5 separate regions of the Homo sapiens genome follow, and regions 2, 3, 4 and 5 are each linked to region 1. A link is a contact called in ENCODE Hi-C or POLR2A ChIA-PET data. All regions are on one chromosome and are shown on one strand. Each heading gives the region's core, a stretch centred on a gene start or an enhancer-like site at or near the end of the contact. The rest is flanking DNA. Distances are from core to core; before and after follow the strand shown.

Region 1 (2,700 bases), core at 123-2,622:
ACTTTGGGAGGCCAAGGTGGGAGGATTGCTTGAGCCCAGGAGTTTAAGAGCAGTCTGGGCAACACAGCAAAACCCTGTCTCAAAAAACAACAAAAACCTAGGACAGGACTGGAGGCTGACTGTGCGCAGTGAGGCAGGAGAGCCAGCCAGCCCCAGGTGGTGCTGCGAAGTGTAGATTTTATTAGCATTGTGGGATGGTGAGGCCGCCTGAGCAGCAGACGATTGCCATTGAAAGATGACTTGTTGGCTGGGCATGGTGGCTCATGCCTGTAATCCCAGCATTTTGGGAAGCCGAGGCGAGTGGATCACCTGAGGTCAGGAGTTGAAGACCAGCCTGGCCATATATATATATATACAAAAATTAGCCGGGCATGGTCGCGTGTGTCTGTAATCCCAGCTACTAGGGGGGCTGAGGCAGGAGGATCGCTTGAACCTGGGAGGTGGAGGTTGCAGCAAGCTGAGACTGTGTCACTGCACTCCAGCCTGGGAAACAGAGTAAGACTACATCTCAAAAAAAAAAAAAAAAAGGAAAGAAAAGAAAAAAGAAAGAAAGGAAGATGACTTGTTATACTCACAGCTTCCCCAGAGGAGGGGGCATGCCACAGGGGCCACATGGGGACGCACCAATGGTGCCCAGGAGGTAGACCACGAGCAAGCGGCTTCCTTGTGTTTTCTGTGGGATAAGGTAGGGTAAAGAGTGGCTGGTTGCGCCATTTCAGCAGGCTCTGGGGCACAGGGGCTGTCCTGAGTTGTCCGATACCCTGCCCCGGGTGATCAGGGCAGGTGGATGGTGGCCTGGGTGGTGGGTTGGCTGGTTTGTACAGGAGAGGCATGCGCTTGGGCCAGTCCCTGACTATCTCCAGGAACTGGTAACCCTGGGAGGGGTGGTCCTTCTACGATCAGCAAGGCCCCTGATGTCAAAGCATCAGAGTACAGAAAATCAAGCACATAGTTACTATCGTCAGCCTCTGCAACTCAGGGGGTCAAGACTGTTGCTGAGACGAACAATGTGGGGTGGGGGTCTCTGTCCAAGTCTGCAACCAGGTTAAAGGCACCTGTGTTCAAATCGCAGCTTTGTCTGAGAAATCTGTGTTTTCTCAGGCCAGTTAGGGAACCCTTCTGTGCCTCAGTTTCCCCATCGGTACAATGGGGATGGTGGTAAGCACATCAGTGTCTCCTGGGGCAGCGATGAAGATGAAACGAAGATGAAACGGGTTAATCCAAGGCTGGCAGAGGCGCTGGGGAATGGGATCTGTGGCCCCTGGGGGAGCGTGCCAGGGCCTGCTATAATGGGGGTGCTGAGTGCAGGGCTGGGACAGGCGGGGCTGCGGCCCAGACAGTGGGCTGAGCTCAGCGTCTGGGCTGGGTGGAAATGGCCGGCCTGGGGTTTTGGGGCCACCCTGCTGGACCTCTCCTGCTGCTGCTGCTGCTGGTGCTGCCACCCCGGGCCCTGCCAGAAGGACCCCTGGTGTTCGTGGCTCTGGTGAGGCGCCCCCACCCCGGCCTGCCCTTAGCTCCCCCAGGGCTAGCCCTGACCAGTCCTGTCCCCAGGTATTCCGCCATGGCGACCGGGCCCCGCTGGCCTCCTACCCCATGGACCCACACAAGGAGGTGGCCTCCACCCTGTGGCCACGAGGCCTGGGCCAGCTGACCACGGTGAGAAGCGGGTAGGCGGTGAGGGCAAGGGTGGGAGGGGTGGGGAGTGGTAGGCTGAGGCTGTTCTGTCCCCAGGAGGGGGTCCGCCAGCAGCTGGAGCTGGGCCGCTTCCTGAGGAGCCGCTACGAGGCCTTCCTGAGTCCGGAGTACCGGCGGGAGGAGGTAGGGCCATAGTGACCCCCACCTGGCCCCCTGACCTCCCACCTGTGACCTCCACTGACTACAACGCTCTCTTTGGGCCTCCACCTCTGGCCTTTGACCTCCATCAACCTGACTTGCCCTCTACCTCTAATCTCTGACCCCCGATACACTGACTAACCCACACTGACTTCTGACCCCATCTCAACCTGTCACATCTCGACCTCTGACCTCCATCAACTCTGACTTTATTTTCTGGCCTCCATCTCTGTTTTCTAAGTCCCATTGACTCCAGTCAGACCTCTGGCCTCTGACATTTGACCCCAAACTTGATTTCGATCTTTGACCCTTGTTGACGTAACTTGCCCTCTTGACCTCTAACCTTTAACCTCTACGCTTTATCAATTCTGACCTACCTTTTCTGTCTCCTCCTATGTCTTCTGACATCCCCCAGCTACAGACAGTCCTCCTAACCTCTGAAGAACATGTATTGAACTCTGACTCCAAGTCCTCCAAGCTGCCCTCCTAAACTTGACCTCTAACCTCCAGCCTCTACTGATTCTGATCTTCCTTTTTGACCCTCATTGACTCAATTGACCCCCTAAATCCAACATGGCTGTCCAGCTTAGGACGTCCAGCCCAACTGCTCCTGACATTAGCCTCTGGACCCTTGATCCCAACTTCCAACTTCGAAGGCCACATGATTCTCAGTGTCTGACCCCTACTCCAAAGTGAATCTGAGGCTTCTGATTTGCCACGACAGCTGACCTCTGTCCCCAACCACGACCCCCCGCGTGCCCTCTCTCCACCCCGCTCCAGGTGTACATCCGCAGCACGGACTTTGACCGCACGCTGGAGAGTGCCCAGGCCAACCTTGCCGGGCTGTTTCCCGAGGCTGCTCCAGGG
Region 2 (2,700 bases), core at 166-2,665, 410 kb before region 1:
CAGGGCCTTCCTCTTCCTCTGCTTTTATTTAATAAAAACTAAAAACAGAAACAGGAAAATAAAATATGAATACAATCCAGCCCGGAGCTGGAGTGCAAGATGGAGAGGGCGCGGGCTTCTAGGGACCTCAGTGACACTGGGTGCCCGAACCTGATTGAGCAGGTGGGACTGGGTGTCCCCAGGCTGTTGGGAAAAGGGTGGCACATAGGGTCCCAGTGTTGGGTGGTGTGTCGCCTGCTGTGAAAGTTCAGGACAGAGGCCTCAGCCTCAGGGTCACCTCCCTGGACAAGGTGAATCAGAACTCACCCTTGAAGGATAAACAGGATTTAAGTGAATGAGGGGACCTGGACTTCTGTCCGAACAACAAGTGTTTGCTGAGGCCTCCTGTGGGCCAGGCACTGGGTTGGCCATTCTAGAGATGGAGACATTCACCCAATAAATGTTTCCAGAGCATTAACTACAGTTAGGCACAATTCTAGGCACTGGAAACATCTGTGAACAAGATAACCATCCTCCTACCAAGACTCGGGGGATAGGGACTTTAATGAGCGTGGCACTGTGGTGGGGCTAGAGGAAATCAGGGAAGGTATCACAACAGAGGCAATCGCTGGGACCTAAAACAAGAGCCTGGGGGCTGGGCCTCCAAGTTGAGGGAACAGCACGTGCAAAGTTTGAAAGGAGAGACGCCAGGAGTTCGGAGCGAAGCGACGAAGTTCCTCCAATCCTTCCTGCCCCTGTGCCAGCCCTGAAGGAGCTGAATGAGCAATTCCAATCGAGGGCGAAAGGGGGGTTGGATGGAGGGATGCAACTTAAAGGTGTATTTATTTGGGGCGGGGAACAGCGGAAGTGAGAGTAGTTACCAATGATCACCTTATCCTAAGAGTAGTGTACCGGGCGCCCCACAAGTGTCCCTATCATGCGTTGTTGAGTCTAATTTACGTATAGGGAAACTGAAGCTAGGATGAAGGAGAACAGATCAAGCCAGGACTCTACCGCTTATCGGCCAGCCTCTGCGGGGATCTTGGGCGTCAGGTCACCAGCTGGCTGCTGGGCAGCGACGGGGCAGCGCTCCCTACACGGCCCCGGGCGAGAGGCGGGCGGGGGGACGCGGAGGATGCGCGCGCAACACCCGAGGGTGGGAGGAGAGAGAACAGAACCGCGGCGCGCCCAGACCGCACGAGGTCGTGAAGGTAGCCGCGCGGAGGGGCGTGGCTTCGGGCAGACAGGTCATGGGGAGGCGGAGTTAAGGGAATTTTTCAGCAAGGGGGCGAGGCCACTTCGGAAGCTGAGAGAGGGGGCGGGGCCTGCCCTGCAGTCGAACAAGCGGGGCGTGGCCTTGCCCGCACTTGGGCAGGCGGGGGCGTGGCCCGTCTCTGAGCGCCGCGGCTCTGGGCTTGCGCGCGCGGGAGTCAGGGGTCACGGCGGCGTAGGCTGTGGCGGGAAACGCTGTTTGAAGCGGGTGAGTAGAGGGGAAAAAGGGAGTTCGGGGCAGTGGGCCTGGTAGGGAACGGGGCTTGAGCAGCCAGGCACATAGATCTGAGAGACGGTTGCGAGGGCACCCTTTGGCCCGGGGGCGCGCAGGAGAGGGCAGGGGCCAGGGGTTTCCTGGGCGAGGGCGCGGGGACGAGCAGGAAAAGGCCGGGGTGGGGGTGGAATTCCTCGGCGGGCAGGGGGCGCATGCGCCGGGCACCGTGGGGCGGGACGTGGCCCGGGAGGAGCTGGGGGGACTGGGTGGTGCACGTGCGGGCTTGGTGTCATCCTGGATTCGCTGGGTGTTTGAGTACTCTGTGCCAGGCACTTTTCTGGAAGCAGGAACAAGTCAGAGAAGTCCCTGTCTCGGGAAGACAGACGGTAGACAAGTGATGAGTTTTAATAGATCAGTAAAGCAGTGCTCTGGGGCTGTGAGATGCTCTCAGAAGGAAACTAACGCAGGGTAACGTGATAATGAGCGAAGAGCCTGTTGCTTTAGCTGGAGTGGTCCAGAATCGACCGCTCTGGGACCCTCAAGTGCAAAGCCCTGAGGTGGAAGGAGCTTGGCGTATTTGTAGCAGGAGCCGAGGGGACGAGAGAAACACAGATGAGGTCGGAGTCATGATGGGGAACTAGATCCTATAGGGCCTTGTAAAACTTGGTATGGAATTTCTCCTTTATTCTAGGTTCAGCGGGGAGCCGTGGGAGGGTTTGAGCGTGGAAACAACACGATTCGCCCCATGTTTTGAAAAACTCACCACTGAGTGGAAATTGGATTGTAGCAGGAATAAGAATGGAAGGAGGGAGATCTGTTAGGAGGGAGAGCGTCCTGCAGGCAGAGAATCAGGCTCCGGTTACCTTTGCGGGCGGAGACAGGGGGACTGGCTGATGGACTGGGCGTAGGAGCAAGGGGAAGAGTCCAGGATGACTCCTGGGTTTGTGGTTTGAGCAGCAGGCTGGATGGGGAAGGCTAAGGGAGAAGCAGGTTGGGGTTGCCGCTCTGAAGGCAAAGATTAGTGGGGGAGTGAGTGGGCAGGGTTTAGAGCGGAGCCAGGAGTGGGCAGGGCGATGTCAGTGCCTCGCCTCAGCCCTTCCACTGAAGGAACTTGTTGCCACTGTCTTCTCTTTTTTTTTTTTTTTTTTTTGAGACAGAGTCTTGCTCTGTCACCCAGGCTGGAATGCAGTGGTGCAAACTCAGCTCATTGCAACCTCCGCCTCCCGAGTTCAGGC
Region 3 (2,700 bases), core at 159-2,658, 280 kb before region 1:
CAGGGCTGTGGGCTGCAGCCAGGGGTCCCTCAAGCCGGAAGCCATCGGGGTGTGTGGCCATGGTGACACGAAGGCTCTGGAAGCAAGAGCCCGGGTTAGGGGGAGTGGGGTCTTTGCAGGCCTCCCCTGGTTCCTGGGGAGCCCAGCAGGCCTCACCCGGAGGCCCCCAGCTGCATCCAATCTCCTGATGTCCTCAGCGCCCCACAGGGCCCCTCGGGCCACAAACACGGCGTGGTCCCAGTGCTGTGAGGCCTCCAAGAGCTGCCGCTCTGTGGTCTGGTCACTTAGAGCTGAGGGGGACCCCACCTGGGGTGGATGAAGGAGGGGAGGGTTGAGGTCAGGGAAGGATATCCACTTCAGGGTGGGGTGAGACCAAGACAGAAGGGGCAGGGCTCTGCGTAAATGGTTGGGGTGGGGCTTACCAGGAGATTGGCATGGCGCAGGATTTGTGCCCCAGATTCATGGATTATTTTGGGATGGGCCACTTCCACAACCAGATCAGGGCGCCTGGGAGAGGGGAAAGAGGGCGGAGGGTCTTGGAGAGGTATTAGGCCTCTTCTCCCCAAGGTTCCCTCCGAGTCTACTGAGGGCTGCCCTTCTTCTCCCTGACCTGGGAGGCGAAATGAGATGAATGGGTTCGTCCTGTTTCACATTTGCTTGAACCAAGGCCCAGAGAGGGTCAGGGAACCCCTGAGATCACACAGTGGCTAAGAGAGCCAGGACAGGAGCTTCAGGGAGCTCCACTCTCCCATGGCAAGGTCACTGACCTTTCCCCAAGGGCAGCAAGGTTCTGGAGCTGCAGGGAAGGGGGCACGCTCCCTGCCATTCGTCCTGGGTCACGATTCCAGACAAAAACAAGTTCTAGGCCAAGTTCTGGTCCCTGAGCCAAGAGGCGGGAGACGAGGGACTGTCCTGGGGAGAGGGAAAGGAGAGGGCTAGAGATCCAGAGAGAGGGGGACAGAGACCCAGAGAGAGAGGAGGTGGGGACAGAGACCCAGAGAGAGAGGAGGTGGGGACAGACTCAGATTGCGGGGTAGGGAGACAGAGATGGGGGCAGGGCAGAGACACAGTGGGGTGGACAGAGGCCCAGAGAGAAGGGAGACAGAGACGGAGAGGACAGAGACCTGGGGTGGGGGTGCAGTGGGCAGACCCAGAGACACAGCCAGGGGCAGATAGAGAGAGAAAAAAGTGTTTGTGGAGGGCAGAGAGTCTTGGGAGCTTTAGGAAGGGGTTTGGGGAAGGAGGCCAAGGATGGTCAGGGACTCACCGAGGCGGCCATAGCCCACCACGCCCACCCTCCACGGGCCCCTGTCGGCCATGGCCCTGAGTGCGGTGTCTGGGGCCTGGCTCCCTGGGCTGCTCGCTGCCCGCTGCACAAGGCCTGGGCAGCCGCTGCTCTTTGGACATCTGACCCTTGAGCCTCTGGGCTCAGTCTTCCCCCTTCCCCGCAGGCCCAGCGTGGGGGCGTGGGCCTGCGGGAGTGGAGGCGGGAGAACCCTTCCCTGTGCTCTGTCCACTTTCCCGGGTCCAGCACAGTGAGCATGGTGACCGGGGGTTCTGGGAACCCTGCGTGCCCCCCTTTCCCCTGCAGCACACCCTCTTTCTCCCTGCTGATGTGGAAAGTTTCCTCTGCAGTCCCCTGCCCCCTCTCTGGCCGGCCAGGTTGTCATGGAAACTGCATCTTGCTTTGGGTTGGGAGAAGAGATGGTGACAGGGACTCTGGGCTCTGTCTGTCCCCTCGTGCTCACCTCTCCTCCTTGTCCTCAGGCGGCTAAGGTCTGAGGGAGGCTTCAGCCTGGCCGTGGCCCTAGCCCTCCCAGAGGCAGCGGGAGCCCTGGTTGTGGCTTCTCCTCAATGTGCCCTTGCCTCAGCGGGTCCAACCTCCCTAGCCCCGCTGCGCAGCACGGGTCCCCTTCCCACAGCCTCCGCCCCTGTCCACAGCCTCCCTCCGCTCTGATCATCCTTCAGTTCACCTTGACTTGCTACCTTTCACTCTGTCCCCCATCGTGCCACCAGCTGCCTCCAGTGTGACGTTCTCGCTCCCACGTCCGTCCCTCCCGTTCCCCAGCTCGCGTCAGCCCAGGAGAAGCCTTCGAGGCCTGGAGAGGCCAAGTGCCCCCAACATGAGCCCCAGCCTCTGTGCCTTGAGGGTGCCTGGCATCGGAAATGGCGCAGGCTGCGGCAGCGCAGGCTCCCTGCCCCCAGCCACCACCTGGTACCCGCTGCAGTGTTTCCATGGCAACCAGGATTGGCGCTGGAAGGAGGCTGGAGAGAAAGAGAGCGTGAACGGGAGCATGGGGTGGGGGGGGCGGGCACTGGGTGGCGAGAGCCCCAAGTTGACGGGAGGAGAGAGGAGACAGACGCGGGCAGACAGAGAGGGGCCAAGACCCCGACGTGGCACCCAAAGGCTGCCGCTGCTGATAAGGGAGGAATTGGCTTCCAGAGCCAGGAGCCCCCGGTGTGGGAGAGATGAGATGCCTGGGTGTAGACAGAGCCAGGAAGGGGGCAGGGGCCAGGCACCTCACGGAAGTGGGGGGCCTCCCGCCATCTCTACCTTCTGACTCCTGCTGGGGCCTGAGTGTCCCCATAGTGCCCATAGCTGCCGTGTACGGGGTACAGCCTGGGCCACTACGAGGGGAGAAGGGGGCTGGGCGCAGGCCTGTGTGTCCTCAGGGCTGTGTCCCCGAAGCCACCTCAGCG
Region 4 (2,700 bases), core at 196-2,695, 420 kb before region 1:
GCCTGTAATCCCAGCACTTTCAGAGGCAGGAGAATGGTGTCAGCCTGGGAGGTGGAGGTTGCAGTGAGCTGAGATCGCGCCATTGCACTCCAGCCTGGGCGACAGGGCAAGACTCCGTCTCAAAAAAAAAAAAAAAAAAAGGCCAGGCGCGGTGGCTTACGCCTGTAATCCCAGCACTTTGCGAGGCTGAGGTGGGTGGATCACGAGGTCAGGAGATCGAGACCATCCTGGCTAACACTGTGAAACCCCATCTCTACTAAAAATACAAAAAATTAGCCGGGCGTGGTGGCGGGTGCCTGTAGTCCCAGCTGCTTGGGAGGCTGAGGCAGGAGAATGATGTGAACCCGGGGGACAGAGCTTGCAGTGAGCCAAGATTGCGCCACTGCACTCCAGCCTGGGCAACAGAGTGAGACTCAGTCTCAAAAAAAAAAAAAAAAAAAAAGTCCTGAGAGGAGGGGGAGGGGTCCTCAATCTAGAGTCTCAGTGTTGTAAGATCTGGGACTTAAAAGGGCTCTGGGACCGGACGCGGGGGCTCACAGCTGTAACCACAGCACTTTTGGAGGCTGAGGCGGAAAGATCACTTGAGGTCAGGAGTTCAAGACAGCCTGGCAAACATGGCGAAACCCCATCTCTACTAAAAATACAAAAATTAGCCGGGCGTGGTGGCATGTGCCTGTAGTCCCAGCTACTTGGGAGGCTGAGGCAGGAGAATCACTTGAACCCGGGAGGCAGAGGTTGCAGTGAGCTGAGATCGCCCCACTGCACTCCAGCCTGGGTAACAGAGCAAGACTCTGTCTCAAATAATAATAATAATAATAAATAATAATAATAATAATAATAATAATAAAAGGGCTCTGGTCAGCCAGGCGCGGTGGCTCACGCCTGTAATCCCAGCACTTTGGGAGGCCGAGGTGAGCGGATCACGAGGTCAGGGGTTCCAGACCAGCCTGGCCAACATGGTGAAACCCCGTCTCTACTAAAAATACAAAAATTAGCTGAGCATGGTGGCGCGAGCCTGTAATCCCAGCTACTTGGGAAGCTGAGGCAGGAGAATCGCTTGAACCCAGGAGGCAGAGGTTTCAGTGAGCTGAGATCATGCCATTGCACTCCAGCCTGGGCAACAGAGTGAGACTCCATCTCAAAAAAAAGAAATCTGGTCTTAAGAGATGTCAGAGTGGAGCCCTTAGGGGTGACAGCCTGGTTTAGAGATCTGGAAAGCTGAGAAAGAAGCTCTAGGGATCCTGGGTGCCAAGTTTGGGGATCACTGAACTGGGAGTCCTAGACTTAAAGGGCAAGAGGCAGAAAATCCCTCCTAAGGTTGGGGTGGTAGATGGGGTCACCATACCGGATCAGTGTGGCCCCGGAAGGCTCCACATTCAGCAGAGGCAGCAGCAGCAGCAGGGGTTGCAGCAGCGGTGGTGGAGACATCGCTGGGGACCTGGGTGTGAACCCAGGTGTCCTGGGGCCTCATTTTCTTTCCCCTGTGACTCCACCCTGTTCATGCCCCACCTCCAGGTTTAGAAGGAGACCAGGACATGAAATCTGTCCGCAGGTGACGCAGTGGGACAAGGATGTTTTTTGAAGATTTGTGCAGAGTATTTTTGTAGGGTTGGCAGAAGTAGCATCCTGTGCTCCTGGTGCTCCTCACTCCCTACTTGGGTGGCAGTGGTGGTGGGGTCTCCTCCACCGTCACCACCTCCCACCCCCCCATCCTTCAGCTGCTGTCAGTTTTACTTTTAACTTTCACATAACTTTTCTGAGACTTATTAACCACAAGTGTTTCCTTGGCCAAGTGGGAGAGACCAGCAGGTATCTGTGAAGGGCCTGGGGGAAGGGAGAAAGGACATGATTAGACACCTGCCCTCACATATGAAGTGGGCCCGCATTTCAGGACCCAGTCTCTTACTGTTTTATTTGTAGGTGAAGTATGTTTCTTGTTGACAACAGATCATTGGGTATTGTTTTTTGTTTGTTTGTTTTTGTTTTTGTTTTTTGGTTTTTTTTTTTTTGAGACCGAGTTTCACTCTTGTTGCCCAGGCTGGGATTACAGGCATGCGCAACCACGCCCCACTAATTTTGTAGTTTTAGTAGAGACAGGGTTTCTCCATGTTGGTCAGGCTGGTCTAGAACTCCCGACCTCAGGTGATCCGCCCGCCTCAGCCTCCTAAAGTGCTGGGATTACAGGCGTGAGCCACTGCACCCAGCTGATTCTCAATTATTTCAATCTCTTTGTTAAATTTATGTGATGGAATCTGAATTCCTTCTGTGTGTTAGCTTGAATTTCTTTGAGTTTCCTCAAAACAGCTATTTTAAATTCTCTGTCGGAAAGGTCACATATCTCTGTTTCTTCAAGGATTGGTCCTTGGTGGCTTATTTGATTTGTTTGGTAAGGTCATTTATTCTGGATGGCCTTGATGCTTATAGATGTTCATTGGTGGCTGGGCATTGATGAGTTATTTATTTATTTATTTATTTATTTATTTATTTATTTATTTAGATGGAGTTTTGCTCTTGTTGCCCAAGCTGCAGTGCAATGGTGTGATCTCAGCTCACTGCAACCTCTGCCTCCCAGGTGCAAGTAATTCTGCCTCAGCCTCCCGAGTAGCTGGGACTACAGGCACCCGATACCACCCTGGCTAAATTTTTTTTTTTTTTTTGAGATGGAGTTTCACTCTTATTGCCTAGGCTGGAGTGTAATGG
Region 5 (2,700 bases), core at 115-2,614, 300 kb before region 1:
TGTGCAACTGTGGAGACACGCGAGCTTATGGTCCCAGGACCTGGCAGGACATGAAATGAGTTTCTTAAAGGGTGAAACAGATTGCAGGACCAATCGTCCCGATCGTCCAAGGCAGGATAAAAATATCCCAGCATGCGGAGGAGCCCTCCCTGCCCAGTCTCCTCCGAGGGGCCTCGGGGCCTCTGCAGCTGCAGCTGTTGGAGTCATCAAGAAGACGGGGACGCGGGAGGGGGACAGGGACCAGGAGGCGAGGGGATGGCGGGAGTCGGGGGTGGGGTTGGGCGGGGTGGGGAGAAGGCTGTCAGCGCCAGGCTCAGACGAGCCGGTGGGAGCAGAGACGAGGAGAGGGAAGGGTCAAGGACAATGACTGGCAGAGGAACTGGAAAGGAAGGAGCGGGCATGGAGAGGCGGAGCTGGGAAGGACTTGGGGGACTAGAGGCGAGGGGAGAGAGCTTGTGGGGTGAGGGAGAAAACGGAGAGGAAAGAGCGAGTGAAGGTGAGGATGGAAAGGAAACAGGAAAGCCCCATGGAGGGGAGGATGGGAGAAATAGAGTGTGTCAGAGACAGAGAGGGAGAGAGAGATGGCGAGAGATGGAGAGAGAAAGAGACAGCGAGAGAGACAGAGACGTTGAGAGAAACAGAGATAGCGAGAAAGAGTGAGAGAAAGAGACAGGGAGACAGCAAGAGAGACAGTGAGAGAGACAGTAAGAGGGAGACCGAGAGAGAGAGTGAGAGACAGACAGCGAGAGAGAGACAGTAAAAGAGAGATAGCCAGAGAGAGACAGACAATGAGACAGAAAGCGAGAGACAGAGAGAGACAGTGAGAGAAACAGACAAAATGATGGCGAGAGAGTGAGAAAGAAAGAGACAGCGAGAGAAACAGAGACAATGATGGCAAGAGAGTGAGAGAGACAGAGCGAGAGAGACAGAGACGGACTGAGAAAATGAGACAGAGACAGCGAGAGATGGGAGAGACAGGGAGAGAGAGAGAGAGAGAGAGAGAGAGAGAGAGAGAGAGAGAAGCGCCAAAGAGAAGCCACCAGGAGCGTGTGGAGGGGAAGCCAGGTGGAACTCACTGAAGGTGCAGGGAGAGGAAGGGGAGGCAGGAGTGAGAGGAAAGAGGAGAGGCAAATCCAAGGGACAGAAACTGGAGGCAAAGGAGGCAGAGGAGGGAGGGAGACCAAGGGCACAGGCCCTAACCACAGTGCTGCCCCTTGTCCCCGGCCCCCTTGTCTCCTTCTGACACAGTCGGTTGCTGTGGACGGGCACAGTGAGACTGGGGCCCCATCAGCGCCTCCTCTGGGGGTTGGGTACAGACGATGAGGAAATGACAGGGCGGGGATGAGGAGGAGGACCTAGCGCAGGGGAAGGAGAGGGCAGAAGACAGTGGGGGGTGGCAGTCTGGAGGACAAGGGAGAAGATTCCAGAAAGGCTGAGAGCCACAAGGTGGACAATCAGGAAAAGGTGGGGCTGGGTGGAAGCGTGTGGAGGACTGGAATATCGCCCAAGGGAGGAGCAGTGTGTGCAAGACCTAGAGAGGAGGAAACACTGAGGATCCAGCCGAAGAGAGGACACACAGGGACAGGGACAGCCTGTGTGTGTGTGTGTTATGGATAGGGGGAGGAGGAGGGGGGAGAGGAAAGAGGAGGAGGAGAAGGAAGAAGGAGGAAGAGGAAAGAGGAGGAAGGGGGAGGAGGAGGAAAGGGGGAGGAGGGGTGAGGAGGAGGAGGAAAGAGGAGGAGGAAAGAGGAAGGAGGAGGAGGGAGGAAGAAGAGGAAAGAGGGAGAGGAGGAGGAAAGGGGGAGGAGGGGTGAGGAGGAGGAGGGAGGAGGAAGAGGAAAGAGGGAAAGGAGGAGGAAGGAGGAGGGAGTAAGAGGAAGGAGGAAGAAGGAGAAGGAAAGATGAGGAAGGAGGAAAGAGGAGGAGGTGGAGTAAGAGGGAGGAGGAGGTTGCGGTGAGCTGAGATCGCTCCATTGCACTCCAGCCTGGGCGACAGAGCGAGTCCCCATCTCAAAAAAAAAAAAAAAAAAAAAAAAAGGGAATTTGGGGGCATGCAGAGACAGGAACAGAGTGGGAGCAGGGGTTGGGGGAGAGATTCAGAGAATGGGAGAGAGGAGAGGGCGAGAGAGACAGAGGAAGGGGGTCACAGAGGAGAGGTAGAAGGAGAATGGGGAGGGGCAAATCCTCTTTCCCGCCCGAGCCTCAGTTTCCTCATCTGCTCCCTCAGGTGGTGAGGAGTCCAGGGACCACCCGCCAAGTGTCTGCAGGGCAGGAAGGCCTGCGGAGGGGAGAGGGAGGTGGAGGAAGGAGGCTCAGGCTTGAATCCAGTGTGGTGACTGGCAGCAGAAGCGTCCCCTCCATGGGCACGGGCTGCCTCTCAGGCTCAGATTCTAGAGTGTTCCTTCCTAGAGTCCCTCCAGGCCTCCTTCAGCCTCCCCCACCCCACCCTGACCTGGGAGGGAGTAGCCATTGTCGTCCACATATTTTTCCAAGGGAGAAATCAGGCTGCAGCCCACATCCTCCTTCCTCCTCCTCTTTCCTGCAGCCCCGCACGGTGTAGCTGGCCACCCCTTCTAGGGCTGTGGCGGCTGAGGGGAAAGGAAGGGGCTAAAGAGAGTCGCCTTGGTACACAGTTGGCGCTCAATTGGTGCCCTTCCCCTTTCCTAGGGGAGAGCACAGAGAGTAGGAAGGCAGAGAGAG

Evidence for each region. Hi-C counts contacts between places; a loop is a spot of excess contacts on that map. ChIA-PET counts read pairs that join two places held with the same protein, here RNA polymerase II (POLR2A). Pooled maps may share reads with other maps.
Region 2: POLR2A ChIA-PET joins it to region 1 with 14 read pairs in A673. The contact joins the promoter of POLD1 here to the promoter of ACP4 in region 1. A Hi-C loop is called at or near these places in 20 of 168 maps with a recorded cell type or tissue (B cell, CD4-positive, alpha-beta T cell, CD4-positive, alpha-beta memory T cell and 16 more), 6 of 37 single-sample maps with no recorded cell type and 30 of 50 pooled maps. POLR2A ChIA-PET finds 5 or more read pairs at or near these places in 8 of 52 experiments (A673, CD4-positive, alpha-beta T cell, CD4-positive, alpha-beta memory T cell and 5 more).
Region 3: a map of ovary shows a loop between it and region 1 (2.2-fold over the local background). The contact joins the promoter of ASPDH here to the promoter of ACP4 in region 1. A Hi-C loop is called at or near these places in 16 of 168 maps with a recorded cell type or tissue (B cell, CD14-positive monocyte, CD4-positive, alpha-beta T cell and 10 more), 14 of 37 single-sample maps with no recorded cell type and 24 of 50 pooled maps. POLR2A ChIA-PET finds 5 or more read pairs at or near these places in 15 of 52 experiments (A673, AG04450, CD4-positive, alpha-beta T cell and 12 more).
Region 4: a map of mammary epithelial cell shows a loop between it and region 1 (6-fold over the local background). The contact joins the promoter of NAPSA here to the promoter of ACP4 in region 1. A Hi-C loop is called at or near these places in 102 of 168 maps with a recorded cell type or tissue (A673, B cell, CD14-positive monocyte and 58 more), 37 of 37 single-sample maps with no recorded cell type and 49 of 50 pooled maps. POLR2A ChIA-PET finds 5 or more read pairs at or near these places in 10 of 52 experiments (A673, B cell, CD4-positive, alpha-beta T cell and 7 more).
Region 5: POLR2A ChIA-PET joins it to region 1 with 10 read pairs in AG04450. The contact joins the enhancer-like site here to the promoter of ACP4 in region 1. A Hi-C loop is called at or near these places in 8 of 50 pooled maps. POLR2A ChIA-PET finds 5 or more read pairs at or near these places in 2 of 52 experiments (A673 and AG04450).

What each region holds. Positions count from the first base shown.
Region 1 is chr19:50,789,043-50,791,742 of GRCh38, forward strand. It overlaps ACP4 (acid phosphatase 4), which reads left to right and starts at 1,373. Exons shown (of 11, transcript NM_033068.3): 1 at 1,373-1,483; 2 at 1,552-1,656; 3 at 1,732-1,818; 4 at 2,614-2,700. The coding sequence starts at 1,373. LOC105372439 (a long non-coding RNA gene) reads right to left here. Exons shown (of 4, transcript XR_936026.3): 3 at 576-673.
Region 2 is chr19:50,382,932-50,385,631 of GRCh38, forward strand. It overlaps POLD1 (DNA polymerase delta 1, catalytic subunit), which reads left to right and starts at 1,416. Exons shown (of 27, transcript NM_002691.4): 1 at 1,416-1,459. It overlaps NR1H2 (nuclear receptor subfamily 1 group H member 2), which reads left to right. Exons shown (of 10, transcript NM_007121.7): 10 at 1-457. RefSeq lists silencers at 1,080-1,179, 1,190-1,309, 1,340-1,429 and an enhancer at 2,149-2,650.
Region 3 is chr19:50,512,505-50,515,204 of GRCh38, forward strand. ASPDH (aspartate dehydrogenase domain containing) reads right to left here and starts at 1,409. Exons shown (of 7, transcript NM_001114598.2): 1 at 1,268-1,409; 2 at 768-912; 3 at 423-507; 4 at 157-306; 5 at 1-76. The coding sequence starts at 1,319. The region is part of intron 1 of LOC124904747 (a long non-coding RNA gene); the gene reads left to right.
Region 4 is chr19:50,364,194-50,366,893 of GRCh38, forward strand. NAPSA (napsin A aspartic peptidase) reads right to left here and starts at 1,446. Exons shown (of 9, transcript NM_004851.3): 1 at 1,346-1,446. The coding sequence starts at 1,428. All of the region lies in intron 3 of LOC105372437 (a long non-coding RNA gene), which reads left to right. RefSeq lists an enhancer at 1,647-1,796.
Region 5 is chr19:50,491,061-50,493,760 of GRCh38, forward strand. No RefSeq gene overlaps it. Among named protein-coding and RNA genes, the nearest start is that of MYREM, 3.5 kb to the left of the region's middle. RefSeq lists enhancers at 1,046-1,105, 1,146-1,225. Within about 2 kb of position 1,365, at least 4 of the 41 ENCODE cell types and tissues checked have a DNase peak (open chromatin) inside an H3K27ac peak, as active enhancers do.